7 separate regions of the Mus musculus genome follow, and regions 1, 2, 3, 4, 6 and 7 are each linked to region 5. A link is a loop called in an ENCODE intact Hi-C map of the cell type or tissue named here. Cell type or tissue: heart. All regions are shown on one strand. Region 1 has its middle 29 kb from the start of Gm33756. Region 2 has its middle 23 kb from the start of Gm41880. Region 3 overlaps Kcnk18 (potassium channel, subfamily K, member 18). Region 4 overlaps Gm41882 (a long non-coding RNA gene). Region 5 holds the start of E330013P04Rik (RIKEN cDNA E330013P04 gene). Region 6 holds the start of Rab11fip2 (RAB11 family interacting protein 2 (class I)). Region 7 has its middle 33 kb from the start of Gm41878.

Region 1 (4,000 bases), 730 kb after region 5:
CCCACCTCTTGTCCCACCCAGGTAGATGAAGCCAGGTTTGAGACTCTATATGATTCCAAAACATGGCCCATTAATAATTACAGACTGTCTCCCTAATAACTATCAAATGGTAACAATGGCCACAGAGGGCACTTCCACTCCAGCCTTGGAGCTCTCTGGAGCACACTAAGGCAAGCTTCCAAGCTGAAGGGCAAAGCCAGTATCTAGTGTCTCACAGTGGCCAGGATCCTGGCTCTGGGATCCTCTAGGACCAAGCCCACCTCAGGGAGAGCAGGTTTCAGTAACTGTCCCTTCTCAGCTCACTGCTTAATAAAATCATTGCTCCTACAGCAGGACAGAAGACACGGGGGAATATCTACAGAGAACGTGACGTCCCAGAAAGATTACCGAAGGTCGTTGCTGTCCTGCTGGGAGCAAGGAAAAGTGAGAACAAGACTGACCAGCTGGAGAGTTGACACTGGCCACAAAAGGCCATGGAACGATTGAGCTAGAGGTCAACTGTGGCCTGTAAGGGCAGACAGCACTAGATTCTGAAGACAGTGTGATAAACAAAGTCGTAAGTGGCTTGACCATTCACCAGACCTTAGAACGAGAGTCTGAAGATGCCACATGAGATAAAGACCAAGAATGGTCCACACTGAGTACTTTGACCACCTGTTCTAAGTTTCTTGTCGATTCGTTTATTTATCTAGAGACAGGGCCTCGCTCTGTAGCCCGGCGGCATCTTTATGTGAATAGTGTTGTCTGAGCACAGACACTGGCTAACAGCGGAGGAAGGTGAGAGTCCTGGGGCCCACAGAGGGCAGTCTACAAATCAAAACAAACAAGCAAAAAACCTGCAAATGGTTGCCTTTGTGACAGGGTGCAGGGATGAGTTCTCCCAGGTACAGACTAGGAATGAAGCTTTGGTTTCTTTTGTAGAGGATGACCTTGAATTTGACTCCTCCTACCCCTAAGGGCCTGGGTTACAAACACACACCATCATACTCAGACTCTGAAACAGAGGAAGGAAAAAGAAAAGCCTTTGAGTGGACCTGACACTCACCAAGAAGTGAAGTCCTAAGGTCCGTTCTCGCACGCTCTCCTCAAGCAGGCTGCAGGTGTCAGGCTCTCTGTGAGAACTTGGGAAGTTCCCATCCACTCTCTAGCACTCAGGTTCTCCATGTGTCAGAGGCTGAGCTAGACTACACACTCTCTCAATTGTGCGGGATCCATAGTGACTCCTCTCAGTAGATGACTCCTTCTCACGTGACTGTGGGTGAGCTGCACAGATAGCGAGGTCTTTTGGTGAGGGGAAACCTCTCTCACGCCACCTTTAAACAATGGTTCTCTATCTTCCTAATGCATCAACCCTTTAATACAGCTCCTCATGTTATGATGACCCCCCCAATCATAAAATTATCTTTCTGCTGTCATGAATCATAGTGTAAATATTTTTTGGAAATAGAGGTTTAACAAAGAGGCCTCGACCTACAGGTTGAGAACTACTGCATTCAGAGTTAGTCATTCTGGAAATTCATGGGAAAATGCCACTGACATGCCGTGTGTGTGTGTGTGTGTGTGTGTGTGTGTGTGTGTGTGTGTGTGTGTGTCACACAAGAAGCACTCAATAAATGCTGGCTTGGTTCATCATCTAAGCGGTAATTCTGGCCAGCTGACTGGCCAGTTCTGGGTCAACAGATTCGAGTGTTTGAGCAATGCCTACTTTGAAGCCCCACCCCAACTCCCAACCAGACACACTCAAATGCTGAATTTGATCTAAGGTGGCTTCACCTTGAACTTGGTTTTTGAAGGTTTAGTTACTGATGCAACTCAATTCCCTGATTGAATGGGTAACAGAAACACCCGGAAAGAAGGCCGACTGACCCGGGGTGGGTGTCGGCCTGGTTCTTGTAATGTCATCCGCTGGAGTCTAGTCAGAATAAGACTAGAGACTTTACACGTCAGGGTTAGGGACTTAAGTTCTTTCCCTAGATAGTAGCCAGTAGAGGACACTTTCTGTCCTTTGGAGGAGTGACACAGATCCTCTCTGCTGGCCTTCTCCACCCCCTCCTCCTACCGTGGGAGACTGGCTGACCTTGTTTCTATTCAACAGTTTCTCAAATTTTTACACCTGAATTTTGGTAAACAACCTCCTGTGCCATGGATAGGGGCCTTATCGGCTCCCCAGAGGCCTCCTACACCAAACCCTTTTGTTAGGGGGAAAAGCCTGCCTTAGAAGTAAGTGGGGCGGGAGTTCACTCCTCCCAGCATCGTTATCTTGCTGAGAGACTCTTGAGTTCAAAGCGCCGCCGCTCGGCTGTCTCTGGCGTTCCTCGGCTGCCCTCTTCTGGGAAGTCCTGGTATGACGTGATCTCTTGGCTGGCAAGCTAACTCACAAGGGATGAGACTCGCTCGGGTAGTCACTCAAGAAATATTTATTGAAAAGAAATTGCGCATGCGTCATAGTCCTGGGCACTTGGGATTCATCACTGAACAAAACAGAATCCCGATCTGCATGGTGGTTGTGCAAAATGAGCAGCGGGTGAAAAAAAAATCAAACGTAATACATGACGGGGGCGGGGGGGGGGTGGCTGGAAATAGTGGGTGAAAAAACGAAGCAAGTTATAATTTGCTTTTCAGCGACAGCTTCGTGAAGAAGGTGGTTTTCAACCAAAGACTTAAAGAAAGCAAGAAGCTTCGTTTTGGAAGTAAGCGTGTAAAATGACAGGAAGATGGCCAGTGGGCAAAATGCTTGCTGGGCGTCTAGTTAGGCTGTGATGAAACACTGTGACCAAAAGCAAGTTGGGGAGGAAAGGGCTTGTTTGGCTTAGAAATCCTAAATCAGTCTGCCCCACCTGGGGATCCATCCCATATACAGTCACCAAATGCAGACACAGTTGTGGATGCCAAGAAGTGCTTGCTGACAGGAGCCTGATACAGCTGTCTCCTGAGAGACAAATACAAAGGCAGATAGATACTCGCAGTCAACCATTGGACTGAGCACGGAGTCCCCAATGGAGGAGTTAGAGAAAGGACTGAAGGAGCTGAAGGGGTTTGCAACCCCATAGGAAGAACAACAATATTAACCAACCAGGACCCCTCTACCCCCCACCCACGGCTCCTAGGGACTAAACCACCAATCAAAGAGTACCCATGACTCCAGCCGCAATTGTAGCAGAGGATGGTCTTGTCGAGCATCAATGGGAGGAGAGGCCCTTGGTCCTGTGAAGGCTCGATGTCCCAGTGTAGGGGAATGGGTGTGTGTGTGTGCAGGAGTGGGTGGGTGGGTGAGTGGGGGAGCACCCTCATAGAAGCAGGGGAAGGGGAATGGGGTAGGGGGATTCCAGGGGGTGGGAAAGGGCATAACATTTGAAATGTAAATTTAAAAAATCCCCCCAAAGAAAGAAAGAAAGAATGAAGAAAGAAAGAAGAAAGAAAGAAAGAAAGAAAGAAAGAAAGAAAGAAAGAAAGAAAGAAAGAAAGAAAGAAAGAAAGAAAGAAAGAAAGAAAGGAAGGAAGGAAGGAAGGAAGGAAGGAAGGAAGGAAGGAAGGAAGAAAGAAAGAAAGGAAGGAAGGAAGGAAGGAAGAAAGAAAGAGAAAGATAGAAAGATCCTAAATCAGCTCACTGAGGGAAGTCAAGAACTCAGAGAGAACAGGAACCTGGAGTCAGGAACGAGCTGATGAAGAGGCCATGGAGGGGTGCTGCTTAATGGCTTGCTCCCCCTGGCTTGCTCAGCCTGCTTTTTTTTATAGAATCCAGGACCACTGGAGCTACCTTCGATGGTATGTGTTAGCATTCTAAGTTCTGCCCCGCACTTACCTGGTTGTCTCAGTATGTGTCCTCCCTGACCAATCACTAATTAAGAAACTGTCCTACAGCCTCGCCTACAGCCTGATCTATGGAGGCATTCTCTCATTTGAGATTCTCTCCTCTTAAATGACTCTAGCCTGTATCGGGTGGACAAAAGTAACCAGCTCACTGTATAAGTACGGGGACCTGGGTTTGATTCCAGAGAGC
Region 2 (4,000 bases), 72 kb after region 5:
AACCTGGAGTTGTCAGTGGCAAAAAGAGAAGGGAAAGATTATTCTTGTTAAAAATGGCAACCAGTGAGTGCTGAAGGAAGGGTGGACTGGGGAGGGTGTCCACAGCATTCCTGTGTGGTTGAACAGTCCCTTTAACCACCAAAGTAAAGACAGAATAGGCGTGAGTCTGTGTGTCTACATTTGGAGTGCTAGGATGATAGCTCAGTGCAAGAACACTTGCACTGAGTTTGATTCTAGTGTCACAAGCACTAATTAAGCAAACCATGTATCTACTAGGATTTTATGCAAGCATTTCTAGGTTTTCCTGATAATAGAGACTTGAAGCTCATTCTGTACCTTAGCTGCACATATCTTTTGTGCCCACCAGGCTCCATGTCCAGTAGTGTGCAGGCATAAGTAGTTTAACTGTATTTAATTTTTTTCTTATTCATTGAGAGTTTCATGCTTGCGTTTAACACATCTTGATTATGTCTTCATCTCTGACTCCTCAAGCCCTCCATCCTCCTCTCAAATTCATGTCCCCGTCTTTTAGTTTCTGTTTTTTTTTGTTTGTTTGTTTTTCGAGATAGGGTCTCTCTGTATAGCCCTGGCTGTCCTGGAACTCACTTTGTAGACCAGGCTGGCCTCTAACTCAGAAATCTGCCTGCCTCTGCCTCCTGAGTGCTGTGATTAAAGGCATGTGCCACCACACCCGGCTGGCTTCTAGTCTCTTAAATATGTCACCTGCTGGGTCCAGTTAATGTTGCACACATGCACATATGCACATGGGTCTGGAGTTGATCCGGTGTCCATTCTCCAACAACTCTTGACTGTACTCTTTCACAACAAGCCTCTGGGGTGCCTCTGGATCTTAGAGTTTTTCTAAACCCCTCTTCTACCATGGTCCCTGAGCATGAGGGAAGTGGCTTTGTTGTTGATGTCTCATTTGGAGATGGACACTCCATAGACCCCCATTCTTTGCCCTTTGACCTGTTGTGGATCTCTGCAATGACCTTAGTGTTTTCAGAAAGAAGTTTCTCCAGCTAGGGCTGAGAGCTGTAGGAATGCGCTCAGTGTGAGGGTGTCAGGATAACTACTTAGAAGGCAGAAGGATGGTGTATCAATTTATCAAAATGGTAGTTTAATTATGCATCTACTGTTGCAATTTTGAAATATATTTCATGCTGAAATAAATTATTCATATCTGCCTGTGCATACTTTGTTTCTTTCCTCTGGATAAATATTGAGAAACAGGATGCCTAACTCAAAAGACAGTTTTAGTATCCATTTTCCAGTTTTCGTGCAGATTTCCCAGAAATGACTGATACCTCCCTCTGCAGCAAGTGCTTATGACTTGTGATTTATTTATAGTAGCCATCGGGCTAATTGCTATCCATTGGGCACTTGCACCTTGCCCCACTGCACATAGAGGAGTCTTCCCATGGTCCCCATCAGCAACTTTTCAATGCTGCCAATATTTTTCCATACAAACAAAGCACCCCGAGGCTCCAGGGGCCCAGTCATTCAGAATTACAATAGGGAACAAAGTGTGCTGGAATGTGAAGTCATTTCCTCCACTCTCTGGAGCCCATTCTCTTTTTACTTGGCTGAGCAACCTCTCACATGGTGGTGGAAGCAGGGCCTCATTTCCTGTGACTTGGTGTCTCTCCATGTTTAATTTTCACAAATGACAACTCACCCTTTACTCAAGGGAAGGGAGTGACCTGCTCTCTCATCCTGCTTGGATCTTATTTCCTGTAAACTTGGCTGGGTCCATCTCTGCCTCCCTACTCCAACAGTGCATATGCAAATACACATGTGTACTTTCACTCCATGGGAGCACATGTATGTGCAACCACACATCTTATACTTCCGAGTCTAATCCAAAACCACATGTTTTTGTCTCTTCCATACCATTATCTTAGGAAAGGCCCTAGTTCTTCAAAGCAAACTTACGTTTAGTTATCTGCTTAGTCTAGTAATATAATATCTTGATACCAATATTTCAACATGACTATCAACAACCTTGCATCATGTTAAATTCCCTGCTGCTATTTTATGTTCTTAGCCTTTCTACAACTGCGGGTATATGTTCAAAACTTATATTCTTTATTTCTGCCTGATATGTTATCAATTTTGTACACAGTTTTGTCACTTTGTTTCCATATATATTTAAATTTAGTATTGTTTCCATTTTTCCTTAACTTTACGTTTAAACACATAAGGCATAAACATTATTCAAAATTGAAAACAATGATGAATAGAAGTCTTATTTCTTTTTCCCTTTTAGTTTTTATCACTTGACTCTCATAAATAGGCACTTTTATTGTGTTGCCTTTTCATTTGGGAGGTTGGAGGAAATTTTATTTCTCCTTCTGTCTTGCCTGTGATACTTTACACACACGCTTCATTAAGTATAGTTTTGCTTTCTCAGTTTGCACTCTTTTCCCCTACAGCATACACCCCAACTCTATCATCCATCAGTTTGTGTAAAAAGCCTCATCCTTTAATCTTTCCTCCTCTCCCAGTTATGTGTTTGTTCTTACACATTACATTTAAAGCTCTCTTATTTGAAGTTTATTTTGTGCATTGTGTGAGGACAAAGAAGATTGCAAATTAGCTTTAAGACTATTAGTTGCGGGCTGGTAAGATGGCTCAGTGGGTAAGAGCACCTGACTGCTTTTCCGAAGGTCCAAAGTTCAAATCCCAGCAACCACATGGTGGCTCACAACCACCCGTAATGAGATCTGACTCCCTCTTCTGGAATGTCTGAAGACAGCTACAGTGTACTTACATGTAATAAATAAGTAAATCTTTAAAAAAAAAAAGACTATTAGTTGCTTGGCTTGTGGTTTCTTTTTGGAAATTTCTAGAACATGTGACTTCTAAAATACAAGTACTATTAGCCACACTGATGGCAACATTGTCTGAGAACCTTAGTCTGGGTGTCTTGCTACTAAACTGGCCCATACAGCAGAGCAATGTTTGGAATCCTCAGTCTGCATTAGTCTTGGAAGGAAGGTGTGGGTCTGGGCTACTCGAATCACAAGTGCACGGGGATTTCTTCAAGAGTTGCTGTTAGGGCTGAACTGAGGTTCAGTTGGCAGAATGTTTGCTTAAGATGCATAAGCTATGCTTATTGATTCTAAGCATATGGATTCCATAGCATAAAGGTGGCATAGTAGCAAGCACCTGTAACTCCAGGCCTTGGGAGTTGGTAGCAAGAGGATCAGGGGCTCAAGGCTATCCTTGGCTATACAAGTTTGAAGTCAGTTGAGGCTCATGAGAATCTGCCTAAAAACAAAAATAAATAGAGAGAGAAAGAAAAAAGCAAGAAAGCAAGAAAGAAGGAAGGAAGGAAGGAAAGGAAGAAGGAAAGACAAGTAATTTCTTTTGGAAAGAATGGGTGGGAGATCCAGCTAGCAGGGATGAATGGTAGAAATACTCTCTAGCAAGCAAATGAAACAGGTAACAGAGGAGTCAGCGATGAGGAAAGAGTGAATGACCAGGGTTGCCTTCTGAGGACAGCTGTTCTCTCCATCAAAGGCCAGAGCGAAAGAGCTTCGTGGCTACAAAAAGAAGCTCCCATAAAGGACCAGAATGCTAAAGATTAGAGTTGGGCTGGAAGCATCAGTAGAGGTATGCCAGGGCAGGAAGTGGGAGTGGGTTGGTTGGGGAGCAGGGGGAGGGTATAGGGGACTTTCAGAGAGGAAACTAGGAAAGAGGATAGTATTTGAAATGTAAATGAAGAAAATATCTAATAAAACATATTTTAAAGATTAAAAAAAAGCCACCTTAGAGAAGGTAGAGCTGGTGGTCATAGTTTGTTGCTGCCTGCCAGGAGAACTCATATTCACACACATTCTATAGTCTGCACCAAGTGCTTTGGATTTAGCTCAGCATGGAATGTGAGCTGTGTTCTTCAAATTCAGAGGTGGAAGAAGAAACTCAGCCATCTCAGAGAGTTTTATGGATAAGCCCCAAGAGCATTAAAGAATGTATTGCATAGAAACAAACACAA
Region 3 (4,000 bases), 910 kb after region 5:
AGCCCTCAGTTGCCCTAGCATCTAATCCCTGTTCAATAAATCCGTGTTGACTCAGTGACATGCTGATTACTTTGCCTAGTTCTCTATGCTTTCCTACACATACTTTTTGAAGAGACCAACCTGGGCCTAGACCTCAGAAAGGCTCCTTAATGGCCTATGATTTTTAATATGTAGTACTTAAAAGGGTTTTATTCTGTGATCTAAATTGCAAGGCTCAAAGCAAGGCAGTTAAAGGAAGATGAAAAGAAGCCATAATTTGTATCCAAGATAGAGATGTTCTTTGTTGTCCTGCACCCACATCAGCTTCCGAGTTCTCATTGACTAGAGGTGAGTATCCATCACCATGGCAACAACCAAGGTACTCAGGCTACCCTACCCTAGATATGCCTGCAGCCTGCCTGGTTGGGTGTCCGAGTCCAGAGAGTTGATGGGAGACATAGTGGTCACAGTGGGTCCAGCATTGCTCCTAAGTCATGGCGCTTATCTCAGGGGCTCTGATTCCTTAAGAGAATAGGAGTTCGGGTCACTGTCCTGAAAGGCTGTGCCGTTTGTATATACTGGGCATCCCAAGCTCACTCTTTTAGGGTTCTGTTCCAGGGCCTGAGCTGTGAACTCTGGGTACCGAGTGAGTGAAAACCACCAGACTAACCACTTTGAAATGAACAGATACCAGATGCGCTTCGAGCCAGCCGCTTGGGAGTTTCATGAGAGAAACTAGAGCCAGGACCTCACATCAGAACACACATGACCCTCCAGAAACAGAAGAGATCCAAGGGAGACAGTTTAAGCTGCTGGCATGCAGGATCTGCACTCAGACAGAGAGACAAGAGGAACGTAGGGTCCAGAGGCGTTGTTGGGGATCCTGAGGGTGGAGCTTAGCATGCGGAGCGGGAGTGAGGGAGGTAGGAGGCTGTGTATCATCCATGCCATGAGGGCAGAATGGGGTGCATTGGTTCCGGGCTAAGGCAGAGGGGAAACGACAAGCAAACAAAGCTAATGTTAGAGAGCCACATGAGTGGGGAGCAAGTGTATCGGGTGCTACAGCGCCTCGCCTTGCTTATCCGAGCTGCCCAGGCTGTGGAGGCCCTGGATAGTCCTGGTAGCCTTTACTAAATTCGGACTCATACCTTGCAATCCCCCTTTCTTTCCCACTAGGACAGTGAAGGAGTGCTGTCTGGACCAGCTGCCTCACCCACTGGGATTACTGGGGGTCATGACTTTGAAGGGTACATATCCCACAAGCCAAGAGAGGACTTCTTTTCGAGTAGTTATTACATGCTGGGTCAACTGAGAACTTAAAATCAGGACTACATGTCTTTCAAGTCTGCGTGATGTTCTGGGTGGAAGAGCGGAAAGAGGTTGAGAGAGCCTCTTTTCCTTTAGTTGACTGCAAAATTTGAGGTCAAGGCCACTCCGAGGCTGCTCTTCTCCCACCTGAAGCTTTTTCAGGCACCTGAAGCAGCCAAGAGGCAGCAAAAGGCGAATGCGCCACCTGCTGGCCCTGGAGCGCAAGGTCGACACGGTCTGGCGCGCCACCTGGTGGCCATTTGAGATCTGGCATTCTGCTCCTAGTTTGGCCCAGCCAAGGTCCGACAAGGTTCCATGGTTAGCAGACTTGATAAAGCCAGCTCTGCAGTCTCTGGGATTCCTCCGGGACTGGATCTTTCGAGTTCTCACTATCTGTTTCCTCACCCTACCTCACTGGCTGTGCCATTTGAACGCATCTCTGGACTCACCCCAACTTAATCCTTTAGTTAAACAGTGTCAGGCTGCCAGACAGCTGAGCAGAGTGATGTCACAGCTTCTGGGCTAGTGTGGCTCCCACGCCATTGGTCCCAGTACAGGGGAAGCCAGGCGAAAGACACAGCAAGGTCTCCTACACTCCAGGGCCCAGGAACTTATGGGTGAGTTGAGACTCCTCATGGCTCCGACCGAGCAGTCTGAGAGAGACCCACTGAGCTCTCTGTATGTGGCAGACAGTGCAAAGCACACTGTGGTTTTACTCAGGTGGCTCCACGTTTAGACAGGGGACAGAGAACTAGAACCTCATTATATTCTGGTGACTGGATGTTGTGGGAATACGCAGGGGGCAAGAACACACACTTCTGGTAATCTGGGCCTTTGAGGAAACTACACAGAACTGAGCAGAGAGAGCAAGTCTTCAACCAAACCACAGGAGAAGGGACATGCTCTGAGAGAGCAGCCAATGGTCTGATCACCAACCCTGGCTGCAAAATTGCACCTATCAGAGATGCTTGAAAACACCCCCTGCCCAGACCAGTGGCCCCTGAGGGTGAGTGCTAAGGACTGAATGTGTCACCCAGAGTCAGGTTTTGAAACTAACTTCCAGTGGAGGCGAGGCTGTTGGAGGAGGTCAGAAGGGCAGAACACTCAGGACGGGATCAATGCCCCTATGAAACAAGGAAGCCACATGAGATCTCTGCATGTCCATCAACCAAGAGAGGGTATCCTCCAAGAACCTTACCATTCTGTTTGTAGACTTCATGCTCCAGACCCACGAGAGATGAATGTGTGACTAGGTCATTCAGGGGGCTGCTGTAGTGTGCAGCTGAACTGTCTCCCCACAGATTTGTGTGTCAAATGCTGGACCCACAGCTGATAGCTCTGTGCAGAGGTGACTGGATCCTAAGGCTCTGATTCCATCAATTAACCCATTGATGGGTTCATAGGTGAGTGTGTTTTAGTAGGTGATAAGTCCTGGTAGGAGACGTGAGTCACTGGGGGGAGGGGTGCCCTTGAAAGGAGTATCTTGTCCCTGATTCCTCTTCTCCCTCTTTCTCCTCTTCTCCCTCTTCCTCCCCTGTTTACCTCTTTCTGTCACATTATTCTGCTTCGTCACAATCCCAAAAACATGCAACCAAGAGACCACTAACTGTACCCTCTGAAACCATGACCCCAAGCAAACCTTTCCACCTTTTTGTCTTCTTAGGTACTTGTCATGGCAAAATAAAATATAAATACATAGTCTAGACTGATAAGACAGATAGTAGGGGTCAGGGCGCAACAGAAAGTGCTTGCAGCAAGAAGTGAAGCCATTGAGGAAAGGCTTGGCGTCGTGAATTCATATTCCTGAACCTGGAGAGGCTGTTTTCTGGAATACACACATAGAAATACATTGCTGCCTGTGGGTTGCATGACACAAGGGTAGGAAGTGAGGGGCAGGAAGACACACAGGTCCACATCTTCGGAGCCATGGAAAGTTTTGTTGCTAGCAGACTGGATAAGTGAACCAGCAAGGCAATTCGTCTATCTAATTTGCATAGTGTGCATTCCTGACAGCTTCCATGTCTGTTTTTGCCCCGAGAAGAACTTGGCAGGGCTGGGGTGTAGCTCGGTAGGTAAGGTGCCTGCCTAGCACACATGAAGCTCTGGGTTTGGTCCTCAGCGTGGAGTGAGCTAGGTGTAGTGGCAGACTCCCATGGCCCCAGCACTTTAGGAGGTAGAGGCAGAAGGTTCAAAAGTTCAGGGTCATTGTTGACTACGTGCCATATCCAAAGCTGCCATGGACTAGATGAGACCTTGTCTCAGAAATAACAGACAGCCAATGAGATGTCTCAGTGTGGGCCAAATTGATGGCCACCAAGCTTGACAGTCTAAGTTTGGTCACCAAAACCCACATGCTAGAAGAAGATGACCAACTTCACAGATTATCCTCTGCTACCTGCACCCCATACACACCCTGGCACATGTGCACATGCACACAGACAGACAGACAGATGGACGGACAGACATAGATGATAGATAACCAAGAAAGAAAGGTGGGAGTTACTGAGGAGTTCACACTACCTTTCATGAAGTCACTAATGCTCTGAGGATTCACTTGGTTCAGGTTTGCTTTGTGCCAATCTGGATAAATGCCCAGTGTTTGGTGGGTATCTGTAGAACCTCTAGGCAACCTCCTCCAGCCCCATGGCGAGCCCCTTGAAGGGCGAAGCTGTCAATGAATTTGGGTTTGCAGGGCTTTGCCACACCTTACCAG
Region 4 (4,000 bases), 170 kb before region 5:
GGTGGTTTTCTTTTTAAATTCTTACATGGTGTGTGTGTGTGTGTGTGTGTGTGTGTGTGTGTGTGTGTGTGTGTGTGTGTGGTATGTGTGTATGGTGTGTGGTGTGTGGTGTGGTGTGTGTGTGTGTGTGTGTGTGTGTGTGTGTGTATGAGTGTGTGCATAGAAGCTAGAATATATATTGATAGCCCAAAGCTGGAATTGCAGACAGTTGTGAGCTTCTTGTGATGTGGGTGCTGGGAACTGATCTTAAATGCTGAGCCAGCTCTGCAACCCTGGGCCATGTTTGCTTTATTACATCTTTATTCTCTCTGCTTATTCTAGGGTCCATAGGCACTGAGTAGGCACATTTTAAATGTTTATTAAGTGCCTGAATGGACAAGTGAATGGTTCTTTAATGTGTGTCTAATGGGCTGAAGCCATTTATCTACTAACCTTCCCTTACAGTCCTGCAAGAAGAAATCAACAACTCCTGCCAAGCCAGCTATTTCCTTGGGAGTCATCAGATAAAGTGTGTGATCGATTGCATGCTTCAGACTTTTGCTGCCAGAGGAGGTAAAGAAGGTATTTCTCTAAGTAATCTCCCACTGAAAGTTATATTTCTTTCCTTGGAAATGTGCCCATTCTTAATTTAGAAGCTGGAGATTTCATCCCATTGGAGTAAATGTTAAAACTCTGGGTGAAACAAAACAAAACAGAAAGATCTGTTCTCCTTTCTACCATGCCATACTGTGAGCATTAATTTTGGATCATTCCTATAATACTCCCCACCATTTGTGAATATTTTCAATGTGCAAAGCACTCACTCATGTGTGTTAATGGGTTAAATCCTTGCAACTGTGGAGGCAAACACTGTTGTAGCTGCAAGGGAGAAACACAGACATAAAGAAGTTATTTAACTTGTTTAAGCTATTGCCCAGTCAATTGCTGCCAGAGAAGGCTTTGCACTCAGGCAGTATGGCTCTGTGGTCTTACTGAGAATAATATTTTAGTGCTGTCTGGATGTTTCGAGAAGCAACTTCTTTGGGTAGTATAGTTTTTTCCCTGTTGCCAGGTCAATTGCACCAAGGCAAGGGTCTATAACAGCAGTTTAGTGTCTGAAATGGAAGCGTTAAAATATTTTTGTGAGTTTCACTCAAATTATTTCCAATTTGTTTTCAAAGTAATTATGCCTGAAGATGAGGCAGAAAAAAAATAAGCTGGTGTTGGACCAGTATACGCAGACAAGAAAAGTGCATTTATTAAGTCGTTGGGGAAAAATATTTTTGTTTTTTGTTTGTTTTTTTCAGGTTCTGGAGCTCAGTGTGTAGCTGGACTGACATCAAAACCACAACAAAAACTTCTTGCCTCTCAAGTACGAAGATTGAATGTATGATCATAACATAACATAACAAAGCAAAATAAAACAAAACCTCAAAACCTCAAACATCAGAATTTTTCTGATTGTTAATTTAATGTCTGTTATTTGAAAATCTGTGGATATTTGGAAACCTTGTGGCTCTGTTTGAACTGCTTGGTAAGAATTCCTCCCTCTGTCCAGCAGAGGGCAGGCGAGGTAACAAAATCTAGCTGGGTTAAGCTTGCACTGCCTAGGTAAGAGGCAGCTATGAGCTCTTCAAAACCACAGGCTGAAGATGCTGGATTGCAGGCCCAGGAAAGAATAATAAAAATTCCTCTTTGCACTAGAAGAAAAGTAGGCAAGAAAGAGTTCTTGACAGAAGGACTCGACGCTTCTCTGTCAAAGTTTGGATCTTGAGTGTATGAGGGAACTTGGGGCTGAAGTGTTAAATGTGAAATGGGAACTGTTTCTTCCCTGGAGTTTTGGCAAAGACCATTTTCATTTAAAAAAATGAACAGGGATGAGCAGAAAGCAGGGGAGAGGATCAAACCAGTAAGAAATCAGTGTTTCAATGGGAGGGACCCAGGGGGAAGTTGAAACTCTTCAGCAATAATCTGAAGTTATTTTGAAAGAAATTTTATTTTTAATTTGTTTTGTCATTATTTTCACCCTGGTAGTAGTAAGATCAAGTTAGTTACTGAATCTCATCCTTCTCTGTGATTTTTTTTTTTTTTTTTGGATCTGTGACCAACGTTCAAATGTCTGTTTTTACATTGTCACTATCTATGCTTTTGCTCTGTGGTACTCTAGTGTCGGGTCTCTGAATTCATGACGTGTTTTCACAGAAAGACTTCTTCCAAACCATTGATCCTGTGCTGTGGTTATGCGGTGTTGTTATGTGCGAACTCTTTTGAACTTGAAGTTATTTTGAAAACATGTGGTGTGAGTGCTATAACGCAAGACAAAACTTGAATTTTAAGCTGTTCTGACACTCTCTCAAGGCTGCTTCGTGAAAGCCATGACTACACAGACAGACTGGCTGTTGGACAGCTTAGTTCTGTGGCATCCACTCTCCCTCCAGAATGTTCCTCAGAAGGTATTGTGGATAACACTGAGCACAAGTCTTCAGAATGTGGTAGTGAGACCACAGAACAATTTCATATATTTTATTTGCAGTTGAACAATGTAGCCTGGGTTCCTCATTTGGACAATGACATGTTGACCCTAACAATAACAAATGGATAAAAGCTGCTCTAGGCTGGAACTAACTTCAGAGCAGTAATAATAGCCAGGTTATCAGCACTGTATGGTTGTACCAGAATTACCAGAAGCTTTCTCAGCACCGGTGGGTGAAAGACCTACTCTTAAAACAGACAGACTATTGGATGGGTCACAGGGCCCCCAATGGAGGAGCTAGAGAAATTACCCAAGGAGCTAAAGGGAACTGCAACCCTATAGGTGGAACAACAATATGAACTAACCAGTACCCCAGAGCTCTTGTCTCTAGCTGCATATGTATCAAAAGATGGCCTAGTGGGCCATCACTGCAAAGAGAGGCCCATTGGACTTGCAAACTTTATATGCCCCAGTACAGGGGAACGCCAGGGCCAAAAAGGGGGAGTGGGTGGGTAGGGGACTGGGGGTGGGTGGGTATGGGGGACCTTTGGGATAGCATTGAATATGTAAACGAGGAAAATACCTAATTAAAAAAAAACAGACAGAATGGAATCTCATATTTGACAATTAAAATTCCCCAATCCTCTGATAGTCTGGCTTCCTGTTTCCTCACCAAGACAGGTGAGTTCCTCATCTAGAACTTGCTATCATGAGCTCTCACCAGAAAGGATCCAGCCAAGTTCCAATCTATCCTTCAAAGGCACAATTCTGTTCTGTGCAGAAAAATAGAAGTAGCAGCTAGAAACTTCAATCAGTGCTTTTGGACCCCAAAACTATGACAGTGCCACACCGGTGTCATTAAAGCTAACTAACCATATTAAACGAATATTAAAATATGGGCTCCTTTGCATACCATAATGAGCCAAGCTGCTTTTAAGTTTCTCCCCGTGCTTTGAGGTGAGGTGACATTTACATTCCCAAACTTTGAAGTCGGAACAAAATGCACAGGTAGAGGGTACTAGATCAAATAGTAATCAACTTCAAAAAGCATGTTGGCTGTTGGATGTCCCTGGGCTAATTTCCTCTAGACATTTTAAATGTAAATGTCTAAACTCATTTAAAAATGGTAAATTGGTCTAGGTTCAATCAAAAAGCATCCTGACGCAGAACGGGGAGACCAGGCTAATTGTCATTTGTTTGTCAAATGAATTCCATTTGGAAAGCAATGAAACCTCCAAGCCAATTCTTTTAAGGTGAGCTGGTAGTTGTATTATCAGTTAAATGCAGTAAAAATGCATAATCATAGGATGATAATGGGAGCTGAACTAGTGTTAGCACTGGCTGCCACAGGGCATGGAGCGATGCAACCTAAGTGCTGTAATGCTGCCTTGCCCACAATGGTACCAAGTCTGGTCTTTAGCCTTACAGACACTTTCTTTGCATTAAAAAAAAAAACTTTATCAAAGCACCATGGCAATATAGAAAATGTCAAAGTGAAATGCACTGTAGGCAAATTGAGATTTCATTAAGTTTAAATTTATTGCTTTT
Region 5 (4,000 bases):
GCAAGAGGGGGAGATGCTCAGACCCAGATTCCACATGCTGTGTAGACTCCAATTACCCAAGGACTTAGAGATCAAACAGCCCAACTGTGCTGCACAATGAAGGAGGAGGTCTTAATTTTACCGTGTGCTACACCCTTCCAGCCAGACTGTGAGAAACAATGCATTCCCTTTATGTTCTCCGGAGCACAGAACCTCCCTGAGATTGTCTTGTGTTATCTCAGCAACATCTCTCTAACGTGGACAGGAGGGAGACTTAAGGCGTCTGAAAGAACCGAGTGATTTCCTCTGGCCTGGAGTGAACATCCCGGCAACCAAAGACAGCTTTAGCAGAACGGCTCATTCCTACTTGGCCTGTGACGGAATAGGATATTAATGTTATTTATTTTTAGTTCCAGATCTGTATTTTAAGGTGTTTTATTGGTTTATGGGAAAATGGGTTTGCGTGAGCTGAGCTATGGTATAGGACTTGATGTATATAAAGCATGTATGAAAAAGCTTAGAAAATAGCATGGGCCAGATGTTAGAATATTGCAAGTTTTTGTTTTCTTTCTTTTCATGGTACAAACAAGGTTTTTGATGAATCATGGTACTGCCAAAAAAAAAAAAATCTAGAAAAAAATTCCTTTCAATTTTACCCACTGAGCCATCAACCAACCAGCCCTCCCTTTAAATTTTAACATGGAACAACATTTGGGAAATTGAATATTTAACATTGAGAAAAGCGGACATCTTTGAATTTCACTTGGTAGACATTTTAGCAGGCATGCCACAGTAGAAACACAAACCCACAGTTTTTATTTATTTTTATGAGCCAGTATTTTTTTTATTCTTTCAGTTTCCAGATAGTGGATTCAAAAATTTCAAACAGTATTCAAAAGGAGATAATGATTCTTAGAATTTTTTGACACAGGGGCTTCACTTGAGTAATAATCGGATACCCTACATCGACACTCTTCACAGACTTTGCTAAATATGAGCACTGGAGATGTCTCAAGTCGATCAGTGTTTCCATGGAAATAGATAACCCTTAGATAAGGCCTGAGAAACAGGGTTTGAGATGCTGTGAACCCCAGTCCCAGCACAGGAGAGAGATCAGAGTTCCGAAGACAAATGTGTATTTCTGTAGGATGAGTGTTTTCTCCGAAAGCATTAAGGGCGAGGACAATACTATCGTAGGGTTTTTAATCTTGGAAATAAGAGAGTAAATTACTTTGTACCTTATGCTTTTCAAGAGTGGTTAACCCAGCTTTGGAAGCAATGCTTCCTATTCCTAAAGGCAATAAGAACACTAGCTTAGAAAACTTGTGAATTACGGCTTCCCTGGCTGTGAGTTCCTAAGCTATTTATCTTAATTTTAGTTATCTTCTCTCATTCCAGTACTGCACTACATCCACACACATTTAATGATGTTTGTGAAATTCATAGCTAACTGTCTTGTATCACTTGGGGCTGCCTGGACATTACTTTTTGCTAATACTTTCTGCAAGAAGAACTCTCAAAGTCTGCACTCTACTTTGGACTTTTAACAAGAATAAACCTACAGAGCTGTATTTCTATCACTCCTTTCTGACTAAATCAATATTTGACTGGAATAGCCCCCATGAAAAGTCTGATTATTGAATATTGTGAAATCCACATCACTGTCCACAGCCGAGAGCAGTCCTCCTGCCCGTGGGTAAGAATTAAGATGTCGCAGGCAGGAATCAACACAGGATACTGGATTAAGTGAAGCTTTTTTCCCCCGTGTGTTAGAGCAAGTTTTATGAGTTAGAGAAGTCGCTGCCAGGCCGTGGTTTCTACACACAGGAGTAGTCTCTGCTGGGAAAAAGGGTTACAAAAGTCACCCGGCTTACCTTGCTTGTCACCACAACTCTGCAGGCGCGAGTGTCTCCAGTCCCACAACAGTTTAACTCACATGGATCCAGGAAGAAACCATTTCTCTGACCGATTACATCTTGGTTGCTCCCAAGGATACAGGGCTTTTGGGAAACACTGTGCATGCGTTCTTCGGTGGTTCCTCTCAATTTAAAGGCTGAAAGATGGGCAAGTGTCCAGTGGCTGCCCGACGACCGGGACAGGAATTCGCAACAGTAAGGCTTGTTCAGAAAGGGTTTCCCGTGACACAGCACAGTTTCACAGCAGCCACTAGATGGCGCATGAGAACCACTTGTGTCAGGCACCAACGCAAATGATCAGGTCTGTTCACAGCGAACCAAAAAAGTCCGAAAACAATCCTTCCCAAACTACTTTTCTAATAGGTTATTATCACCATCTCAGTGTTTACACGAAACCTAAATGGTCTTGATTTGTTTGGTGACTGTAGGGGAATCCTCCACAGAATATCCCGGTCAGATTGTAAACGTGGCATTTTAAATCTTTATTAAGTCAGAAAAGGGAATTGAGACAGACAGGAGCAACTAAATCTACCTATTTAGTACTGAACTTCAACAAAAGTTTTCTAAGTGTCTACTGGGTGGGAATGTTACTTAAGCTTCTTAAATGGTAAAAGAACATTCTATTACCCGGAAGAAAAATAAAAACCAAAATAACAACAACAAAAACAAAACAAACAAACAAACAAAAAAACCCAAAGTACCAGCAGCAAAAACGGTACCATCAATTTCACATTGTACAGAATGTCAAAGATATGTTAGACCTACACATAGCTCTGGGACTTCAGTAGTTGAATTTAAATTTTTTTTTCTATTTATTTATTTGAACGTGTGTGAGCTCATGTCCTACTGTGAAGGTCAGAGGGCAACTTGAAGGAGTCTGCTTCTCTTTCCACCATGTAAGTCTTGGGGATTGACATCATGTCCTGAGGTTTGGTGGCAAGTGTGTTTACAGTGAGCCAGCCATCTTGCCAGTTCATCATTTCTTGATGTAGAACAAATATGAATGTCAGGGACAAAAACCAAAGCAAAACCAAACCAAACCACAACTGCAACAACAAACCCCCTATAATCTCAGGACTTAGCTTATAATTTTTTTCCCTCTTAGAGCCAAGGATAACTCTCTTTGCCTTAGTAAATGTAAACTCCTATACAGAAAATACTGAAAGAGACAAAGTTACAGTGGAAGCAGTTTTTGTTTTTCTTTTGTGTTTGTTGTCATCAAATATAAAATTATGACACTTCTAAACCCACCTTCTGATAAACATTAATAGTAACAGATCTTATAGAAATATTCAGAGGGGAAAATCCTCAAGAAAACATCTTCAAGTTGATTTTGAAAGTTCTGAAGATGACTCAAAAGTCTCTGAAATATGTTTACTAGAAAGTCAGTGGCTTAAAACAAACAAACTAGGGGCAGCTTTTCTCTTTCACCCTCCTTAAAGTAGGTGTGATATTTCTTCTGAGGCAACCTGGAGCCCAGAGTAAAGACTGCTCTCATTTTTAGATCACTGGTTGTTTGTTTGAACTGAAGAATTAGTTGCATTTCAAAATAAGGACATGCCTAATGAAATGATTAAAACACACAGAGCATTAAATTATAAGCAGATGGGAGAGAAGTGGGTAGGGGGGTGGCCTTGCTGGGGACCTGAGTCCAGGGGAGCTGGCAGCTTTGGGGATTCCTATAGCAGACAGTTGCTTAAGCAACAGAGAGCAGAAAAACTACCTTGGAAGGCAAATCTCTCTCTCTCTCTCTCTCTCTCTCTCTCTCTCTCTTTCTCTCTTTCTCTCTCTCTCTCTCTCTCTCTCTCTCTCTCTCTCTCTCTCTCTCTCTCTCAGATATCTATGCAACAAGGCCCCTGAGGGGATAGCCATTATTAATACATAGAAGGACTTGGAGAAGCGGGACCAGGAGCTGCTTCAGGGGTGAAGAGCTGAATCCAGAGGTCCCGTGTAGGAGTGAATTAAGCAGAGTCTGGGATTCTGATCTTCATCTTTGGAAGAAAGAAACCCTAACTGTTGCTTAGCTCCAGTTATTTGTGAAATACCTTCTTTTCTGAAACTTACCATTTAGCATGCTACTCTGTATATTTAGAAGGTAGGGGCTT
Region 6 (4,000 bases), 200 kb after region 5:
ATGTGAAACCTTTGAAATGCAGTTTATAAAACTAGGCTTAAATTGGATGTCAAAACACTTATTTTGTTTCTCTACAAGTTTCAGGTGTCATATTATTTCTCTCTAGAGATGCTGGTGAAATTCCACCACTGACTGCTCCAATGTACTCTTTACAAATCCCTGAAAATATTTTTTCTTTAGAGTTGACAACTGCCCGCTCTGGGATCCAGATGCTATGTGCACAGTGAGATGATTTTGTTCTGCTTTGCACACATGGCCTTTTCAAACACTGTCTCCCCGGGATGGAAACTCAGCTCTCCCCGGGATGGAAACTCAGCTTGTATAACAGAAGTTCTAAAACTTGCCCGATAATAATAAACCCAATACCTTACAGTTTATGACCATTTTAAGTTGGATAAAGCACATTCCTATCTATCATATTTATTCTCAAAATTAGTCCCATAAAGGGAGAAAAGCATTTAGTCAGTCAACAGATTGGTTAGCATGTCTGTTTAATGCTTAGTTCTCTAAAGTCCTTCAGGGATGTCTAATCTTTTGACATTGCTTGGAGAGCTGTTGTCTGTCTGCAAAGTTCTCCCTGAAGAAAAGCACAATGCAGTTAAATACTCTCATAGCATTTAAGGTTGGGTTTGGCCTCATTCATAGCTATTGTTGGCCGCAGGTTGGATGTGCTGCCAGGAAGTGCAGTCCAAAGAGCTTCAGAATTTTCCTAGGCAGACATGGACAGAAATAAAGTCAACAGAGGTAGTATGCATCTCCTGAGACTGAAAAGCAGAGACAGTACTCCTGTCCTCTCTGGCCATGAAGTTGGGGTTTGGATTCCTGGAGGACTTGACAGTGAGCGCTCAGGGAATGCTTTTGACTTGGACGCCATACACACAACTTAGAAAGGGGGAAAAAAGACTAAATAGTTCCGTAGAATTATGGTGGCAGGCATGGGGGCCTGGTCTTCTGACGCCATCCCAAAGCGTCTATGATCTTTATTAAGCAAGGGAATCTTTATTAAGCAAGAGAATCTTTATTAAGCTTTGGAATCTATCTGCATCCTTTGCTTTTGGTCTGTGCTCAGGAGGAGGTCCCTTTAGTCAGTTGAAGGTTTCCTCTTCAAGACGATGGAGAACGGTTGGACGAAGTCTGAACTGTCACTCAAGAAGAACTACCACCATTAAAGGACACCAGCGCCCAGCTAGGACTGAACACACAGCTGGAACAGATTTCTGCCTTCCAAGATGGAAACCGGTTCTCTCCCAATAGCGGGCGGTGTATAGGGCCCAGTGCCGCCTCCCAGAACCCCTTGTCGGCCTCTGCGGGCTCACAGTTCCCCAGCCCGCTGCAACCGACAGGTTGGAACCTCAGCACCCACCGTCCAGCGCGCGCATCCCAGCCTCCGCGTCCCGCACCGCGCGCCCCGTCGTCAAGGCAACCAGGGAGGCGCTGACCCCCAACCCCGCCCGGCCCCGCCCCTCGCGCAGCCCCACTCAACATGGAGACGGCCAACCCGGAAGTGGCGCGGCCGCCGCGCGCCGGGCGCTAGGAGCCGCGGGTTGCTGGCCAGGCCTCACCCGGTGACACCGCCCGGCCTCGGTTTGCCACCCGCGCTCCGCGTCCCTCCGACACCGGTCCAGGTCGGCCGCTTCCGCCCCGCTCGCCCAGGCCTGCGCCACTCTTGGGGGGGAGGAGCCGAGGCGAGGCCGCGCGGGCGGGCGGAGGGAGCCAGGCCCCACGGCCGTCGACGGTTCGTATCAGCCGGGTCGGAGGAGGAGCCGGGCCGCGCGGGGCGGAGGCCGGGCCCTAGGGGCGCAGGTTTCAGGATAGCGGCGAAGCGGGGCGCGGGGCTGCGCGCGGAGGCCCGGAAGGCGCGGAGGTGATGTGGGCCCCTGTGCTTCTACGGAAGAAAGGGACCCCAGCAGCGGCGGCGGCCTCCCTACCGGTCCTCCTGACAGCAGCCCTTAGGGACCTCGCGGCAGCCCTGACTGCCCAGCTCACTGAAGTGCTCTTAAGGATGCAGTGATCAGGGTACGGGGCTCTCCCCGCGGGAGGGGCTCTGCCTGCGCTTCTGAACTCTGCGCAGAGAAAACAAAACAACAACAACAAAAAACAAAACCGAAAAACAAAACAAAACAAAAAACCCAGAATGATGCTGTCTGAGCAAGCCCAAAAGTGGTTTCCAACCCACGTGCAGGTCACAGTGCTCCAAGCTAAAGATCTGAAGCCAAAAGGCAAAAGTGGTACCAATGACACATACACCATAATTCAGTTGGGCAAAGAGAAGTATTCTACATCTGTAGCAGAGAAAACCCTGGAGCCGGTCTGGAAGGAGGAGGCCTCCTTTGAGCTGCCTGGGTTGCTCATGCAGGGTAGTCCGGAGAAATACATTCTTTTTCTTATAGTGATGCACAGGTCCCTGGTGGGACTGGATAAGTTTTTAGGGCAGGTGGCAATCAATCTCAATGACATCTTTGAGGACAAACAAAGAAGGAAAACAGAGTAAGTTATATAATTTATTTTGAATTTTGGGTACTTAAAGATATATGGATTTACTGTTCTTGAACATAGTATATTTGAGGCATTGGTCTTTGGGATTGAAATAGGATCCAGTATTAAGCACTTCTCTTTGCATGACTTTGAAGGGAAATAGCCTTTACTCTGATTTTTTTTTTAATGGAGTGATTAGTAAACCATTTTTTTTTCTCATTTCTGTGTGAGGTTAAGAGCTCTTAGTGGAATATTTTGCACTGGGTTTTAATACTTTTTATAAGAGGCCTAGAGCATGAACTAGAAAACCAGAAAATTAAATATATGCGTACCATTAGGTCTATGTTTGTTGAGCACTGTTAAAAAAATAAATTACTAGTAAAGGGTGTCAAAAGATAAGTTACTAGGTTTAGAACTCTTTATTTCAGCATTGGAAACAGTTGGCCTTATTTTTGCTCCACCAGTTTTCAGGGTCAGTACTTCTTGATAGGGTAGAAAGTTGTTAAAAGAACAAAAGTTTTGGAAGTCTGCACAGACATCTTCAGTCTTGAGCCCACTGACATTTTCCCTTTGAATTTACAGTATAGTGGAGCTATTGTTTACTGAAGAATTAGTTCAGCAAAGCTGTTGTGTAAGATCAGAGACAGTGATTACAGTCTTGTGATGCAGTGATTTAATGACTTCTTCGATGAAAACATGGCTTTTGAAATTGAACTTTCTAGCCTAAGTTAGATATACTTAATTTAAGAAATCAAAATTCAAATCAACACTAGGATGTTATGTGCTAAGTTGAAACAAGTAGCATCTTTGGAAAGGTAGGTCTGCTGTCCTGCTTTTAGCTTACATGCTTGTACACGCTTACCTTACACGCAGAGCTTGTAATGGGCCTGAAGGCTCATTGAGATGGCTGGAGTTTGTGAAAAGAGGGCTGAGGGAACTCATCAGAGGACTGCACTTTTCCCAAGTAGCTTAAAAAAAAAAAAGAACAAAACCCAGTCCTGATGCATGTTCATCTACCTACCCTTTAGAGCACTATTTTTGCAATGATAACTTTAAGCTCACATTAATTTCTTACAAGTATAGTGATCTTTTATCTGTCTTTATTTCCTTTGTAAAACCTGCCAGCAAACTTCATTTAATAAGAATTGTTTTTGTTTTGAATAAAGTCTTTACCTAAGATTTAGTGTATGTAAGAAAAAATACTAGAAATGCAAGAAGAAAAAAAATAGGTAAATATTCAATGAGGATGGGGGGAGGAGAAGAAGTTTAAGTTGTATATTTAATGATTTTTAAATTTCCTGATACTTAATAGCATGTTATTTCTTCTGAGGGATTCTTCATCAGATTTAAAATGAAAAAATGAATAATAACCAAATAATTTGTCCCAAATTGTCACTATGAAATGATCTAGTGTATACCCTTTAAAGTGTTTTGACTGTGAGGTTTTGAGCATCTACAGTTTCAAAATTTTTTGCCGTGCTTTAAAAAGTGCTTTTAATATTAATGGTAATATACTGCAGACCAC
Region 7 (4,000 bases), 400 kb after region 5:
AAACACAGACATAGAGAAACACACAGGTATATACACACACAGATGCACAGAGACACACAAACAGACACACATGCACATACACACACAGCCACACATGCACACAGCCACACAGACACACACACACACACACACACACACACACACACACACACATGCACATACACACACAGCCACACATGCACACAGCCACACACACACACACACACACACACACACACACACACACACACACACACACACACACTATGCTCCAGGTCCCGCCTTTCGTTATCTTGAACACCAACATTCAATGCTCTTTGCAGCTCTTAAGACTCAGGATGAAGTCAGGGACCACAGTGGCATCAGCCTTATTGTTTGCTAAGTGTTCACTCTGCATCCGCTGACACAGAATTTGCACTGACCAAGGCTCTCCCACACAGTGAAGATTGAGAAACACTACTTTAGAGACTCCAAATACCAGGCTGCTCAAAGTCAAAAGATAGCACATGTCATGCCACATGATTACCAGAGACCAGGGGAGATCATTTCACTATTTTGACTTCACCACAGTGACTCTGACTCTGAGGAGAAATGATTCTTTCCCAGATCACTGGAGATTGGAATCAGTATCATTGGGGAAAGGCCAGGGAGGGGAAGACTGAGTGAAAAAAACAAGAGGCAGCATAGCTTTGCTCTGTTCTACTCCCAGTGTGTACTCTGTCTCCCTTCTCTGACATGATTGGCAACCATCACAATTGAAGTCTTCTCTACTCTCTTGCACCCAGAACCCATGGTTGATACCACCATTCCAATTGTGAACACACACTTCTGTTGCTATAAGAAAGAGAAGGTATTCCTTAATAGATGATGAACACACGGTAAAGGGATGCCTATTTGCGGTCCAAGACTAAAAAGTATTACGCTTTTTTTAAAGTCATCTAATTTTTGATCTGTGTTTTATAAATAACTCATACACTTGGGATACAGCTAATATTATTTACAACCCACCGCACTAAAACACAAAGGCCTATAAGCTGCTTATCATGTGAACATCAACCAAGGGTTTGCACGCCGCCTCTCCTGGCTGTGTACAGTTTCTTTTTCACCACATTTGGTGTTTCTTTGAACACTTCATGGGTACAGCTCAAAAGATTCCAATGTGGCATTTCCTTTGATGGCTATTGTGCTCCATGGGAGCCGCAAATCAAATCACCTTGTTACCAAATGATATTTCGCAGGAGAGGTTTCTCGGAGCTTATTTGCAAAATAGATAATAAGCCCACAGTCATTTCGAATGGAAACAAATCAAAGATGCAGTCTTAGTAAGTTTACACTATACTCGGTTGTTTGTAAGATAAGATTTGGGTACCTCTTAGCAGAGAGAGATTGGCTGGAAAGTAATTTACCAGCTGGACAAGCCAGACTCCTCTCAAGTCTTTTAAACGTGTATTTTAAATGACATCCTTTCCAGGATGGCTCTCTACCTGTGTTTAAAGGCCCACTTGCTGGGAATGTTTGAAGGGTCTCTGTTAGAAACTCTCCAGAAAGCTTTCCTCCATCCCACTAGGAGCCCGATCCCTGTCTGTGGTAGCTGACAAGGGGAAGAGTTCTGAATTGTTGAAATACTGAGCCCTCAACAGTTCTTTCCAACCTCAGTCAGAAGTCTTTCGGGGGCAGTTCAGAAGATGTGCACACCCAAAGGGAGCCTAAATTTGAGAAGTCATTCCTTCAGAACTATGTGGCTTCACTCAGTTAAGGGGGCATGGGTACAGGAAACAGCAAGAATTCTCCTCCTCCTCCTCCTCCTCTTCTTCCTTTTTCTTCTTCTTCTCCCTCTTTTGACTGCCTTGGTCTATCTATATGCAGCACAATGAAGATTAAGTAGGGGCCACCAGGAATTCTTAAATTTAAAATATAAGCTATACACTAGCTTTACAAGTTTAAAGATTTATTTATTTTATGTGTATGAGTGTTTTGCTCATTTGCATGGACATGCTCATATGCATGCAGCCTCATTCATGGCTGGTGTCCTGGAAGGCCAGAAGAAAGCATGAGCTCTCCTGAAACTGGAGTTCCAGTGCCCTCTTCTGACCTGCAAGTGCACCGGGCACACATGTAGCACGTATACATATGTGCAGACAAAACTAAAGATGCAAATAGTTGTGAGTCAGCATGTGGATTCTGGGAACTAAACCTACGGTCCCCCTGAAAGAGCCACAACCGCTCCTAACTGCTGAGCCATCTCTGCAGCCGCCTCTACACTATTTTAAGAAACTGTAGACAGTTGGTACATGGAGATGTTTAAGAAACTGTCCCTAAAGAGGCATCACTTCATCCGTGACATTACATTTCCAATTAGTCTTCCTGAGGGCTGCAGGAGGCTTCGGTTCTGCTAAATATGTCTGCATCTCCAAAGGGAGGGATGTGTGTGTCATACATTCTGGTTCTTTCTGTCTCTGACACCAGATAAGTGATCTGTGGAGGATGGATGGATAGATTGGTGGGTGGATGGATACGGTTGTTAATTCTTCAATCATGTCTAAATTGTGGGAAGATACATATGAAATGAGATGAAGGGCTTATTGTTCAAGACTGAATTTCTTTCTATTTATTATCACAGTTGCCTACACAAACTAGTCAGGGCCCAAAAAAGGAAAAATAAGAAAAGTTTATGGGTCGTCATAGAACTATGAAGTAAAAAGAAGTTAAACCTGGTTCAGACAGGGCTGGGTCAGAATATTGGAAGGCTATCCCTGGGGTGTCCATTGCTCACTCTTTTCTTGCCTTGTCTCTGTTTCTGTCTAGGTTGTCTTCAGTCTCAAAGAGGATCAGGGTTGCATGGTCCTTCCAGTGCTCTCTCCTGCTCTCTTTTTGCTTTCATCCCTTATTTCCACCCCAGAGAACAGTCCCCTTAGAAGTATGTGCAGCATTTTTTAAAATAATGTCTCAGCATAAACTCATGGATAATATGCTGTAAAAAGATTATTTTAAAGTGCATTTGACAATGTTCCTGTCATGAAGGAGAGATTTTTATCTCCAACACCCTTAACTATAATTTCACACTGTTAACCGAACTTTAGAGAAATGGTATCTTGGTGACAGCTGAAGTGCAGGGTGCCTAAGAAAACTTGCCTAAGTCCACCCAGCTGCTCAGTGCAGAGCTGGGTTACAAACTGAGGGAGGTCATCCCACAGAGACAGAGCCATGAACAGTTCTGACCTTTCGGTACATTTGGGAGAATAATAGTGGCTTCCTACAGGGTTACGAGGAGTCTATGTATTCATGCACAAAAAGTCCTTATAAAAGTGTGTGACACACAGTAGCATTTAATAAATACCAAGCGTTCTATGCTCTTGCGAGTCCCTGGGCCGGAGTTCTAGGCAAGATGTGAAAGAGGAAAACCAGAGTCTAATTAATTGAGTGTTCTAGTTAGTAGGTTTCTGGCTCACTGATAGTAGACTATATTGAGTTGGCCGATGTCAAACATTCCTCTGTCAGAGTGCATTCAGCACGTGTTTAGGCAGCCTGGCCAAACCTCACTGAGCAGGCTCTCTCCGTGGGACCGACTTCTGCAGCCAATCAGAAACTCGGATTTTTTTTTCCTCCAGCTGAGGATAATTTTAAGTCTGTTATGGAAACTGTGTGAATACCATGCAATAGAATTCCAAATGCTTTACTTTGTAGGGGGAAAAAAAGCACTAGAAAATAAGCATGTAACTTCTTAGGGGGAAAAAAATTCTGATGTCAAAAGAATGCAGAACACTTAAACTTTGGATTCATAGCAGTGCCCCGGGCTCATATCCCTCCTCTTTTTTTCCAGCTTCAGCCCAGATGTTGGCATGGAGAATGGACACCTGACCATCTGCCTGCATAGGAACTTACTCCATATCTGGCAACTTACACAGTCACAGCTAACATTGTGCCCCCTGACAGTCTCCCATATCTCCCCACCACCAGGGCTTGTCTGTTGCGACCATGTATTTGTTCTATGAATGATGAATTCATTCCCGAGATGAGGACC

What was found. Hi-C counts contacts between places; a loop is a spot of excess contacts. Peaks named below come from ENCODE experiments on the same cell type or tissue, not always from the same donor. Only the 100,000 strongest peaks of a DNase experiment are listed, where the experiment ranks them.
Region 1: a loop joins it to region 5, with 3 times the contacts of the local background. A loop is called at or near these places in 14 of 42 quality-filtered maps.
Region 2: it touches region 5 in a loop (2.3-fold over the local background); 3 of 42 quality-filtered maps call a loop at or near these places.
Region 3: a loop joins it to region 5, with 3 times the contacts of the local background. A loop is called at or near these places in 4 of 42 quality-filtered maps.
Region 4: it touches region 5 in a loop (3-fold over the local background); 13 of 42 quality-filtered maps call a loop at or near these places.
Region 6: it touches region 5 in a loop (4-fold over the local background); 11 of 42 quality-filtered maps call a loop at or near these places.
Region 7: a loop joins it to region 5, with 9 times the contacts of the local background. A loop is called at or near these places in 27 of 42 quality-filtered maps.

What each region holds. Positions count from the first base shown.
Region 1 is chr19:59,416,545-59,420,544 of GRCm38, reverse strand. No RefSeq gene overlaps it. Among named protein-coding and RNA genes, the nearest start is that of Gm33756, 29 kb to the right of the region's middle. In heart, a CTCF peak has its summit at 2,327 (motif pointing left); a DNase peak (open chromatin) is centred at 2,324; H3K27me3 peaks cover 2,956 bases.
Region 2 is chr19:60,071,096-60,075,095 of GRCm38, reverse strand. It overlaps the pseudogene Csf1r-ps. Among named protein-coding and RNA genes, the nearest start is that of Gm41880, 23 kb to the right of the region's middle. In heart, no CTCF peak of the experiment used is centred here; a DNase peak (open chromatin) is centred at 1,555.
Region 3 is chr19:59,237,175-59,241,174 of GRCm38, reverse strand. It overlaps Kcnk18 (potassium channel, subfamily K, member 18), which reads right to left. Exons shown (of 3, transcript NM_207261.3): 3 at 3,805-4,000. Among named protein-coding and RNA genes, the nearest start is that of Kcnk18, 20 kb to the right of the region's middle. In heart, no CTCF peak of the experiment used is centred here; a DNase peak (open chromatin) is centred at 1,544; H3K27me3 peaks cover 2,145 bases.
Region 4 is chr19:60,308,337-60,312,336 of GRCm38, reverse strand. Gm41882 (a long non-coding RNA gene) reads left to right here. Exons shown (of 3, transcript XR_877977.1): 2 at 445-552; 3 at 1,287-1,490. Among named protein-coding and RNA genes, the nearest start is that of Gm41882, 15 kb to the left of the region's middle. In heart, a CTCF peak has its summit at 1,523 (motif pointing right); no DNase peak of the experiment used is centred here.
Region 5 is chr19:60,142,689-60,146,688 of GRCm38, reverse strand. E330013P04Rik (RIKEN cDNA E330013P04 gene) reads right to left here and starts at 2,014. Exons shown (of 5, transcript NR_026942.1): 1 at 1,854-2,014. In heart, a CTCF peak has its summit at 2,146 (motif pointing right); a DNase peak (open chromatin) is centred at 2,128; H3K4me3 peaks cover 540 bases; H3K27me3 peaks cover 1,339 bases.
Region 6 is chr19:59,941,135-59,945,134 of GRCm38, reverse strand. It overlaps Rab11fip2 (RAB11 family interacting protein 2 (class I)), which reads left to right and starts at 1,771. Exons shown (of 6, transcript NM_001033172.3): 1 at 1,771-2,487. The coding sequence starts at 2,135. In heart, a CTCF peak has its summit at 1,815; a DNase peak (open chromatin) is centred at 1,654; H3K4me3 peaks cover 1,840 bases; H3K27ac peaks cover 1,341 bases.
Region 7 is chr19:59,738,247-59,742,246 of GRCm38, reverse strand. No RefSeq gene overlaps it. Among named protein-coding and RNA genes, the nearest start is that of Gm41878, 33 kb to the right of the region's middle. In heart, no CTCF peak of the experiment used is centred here; no DNase peak of the experiment used is centred here.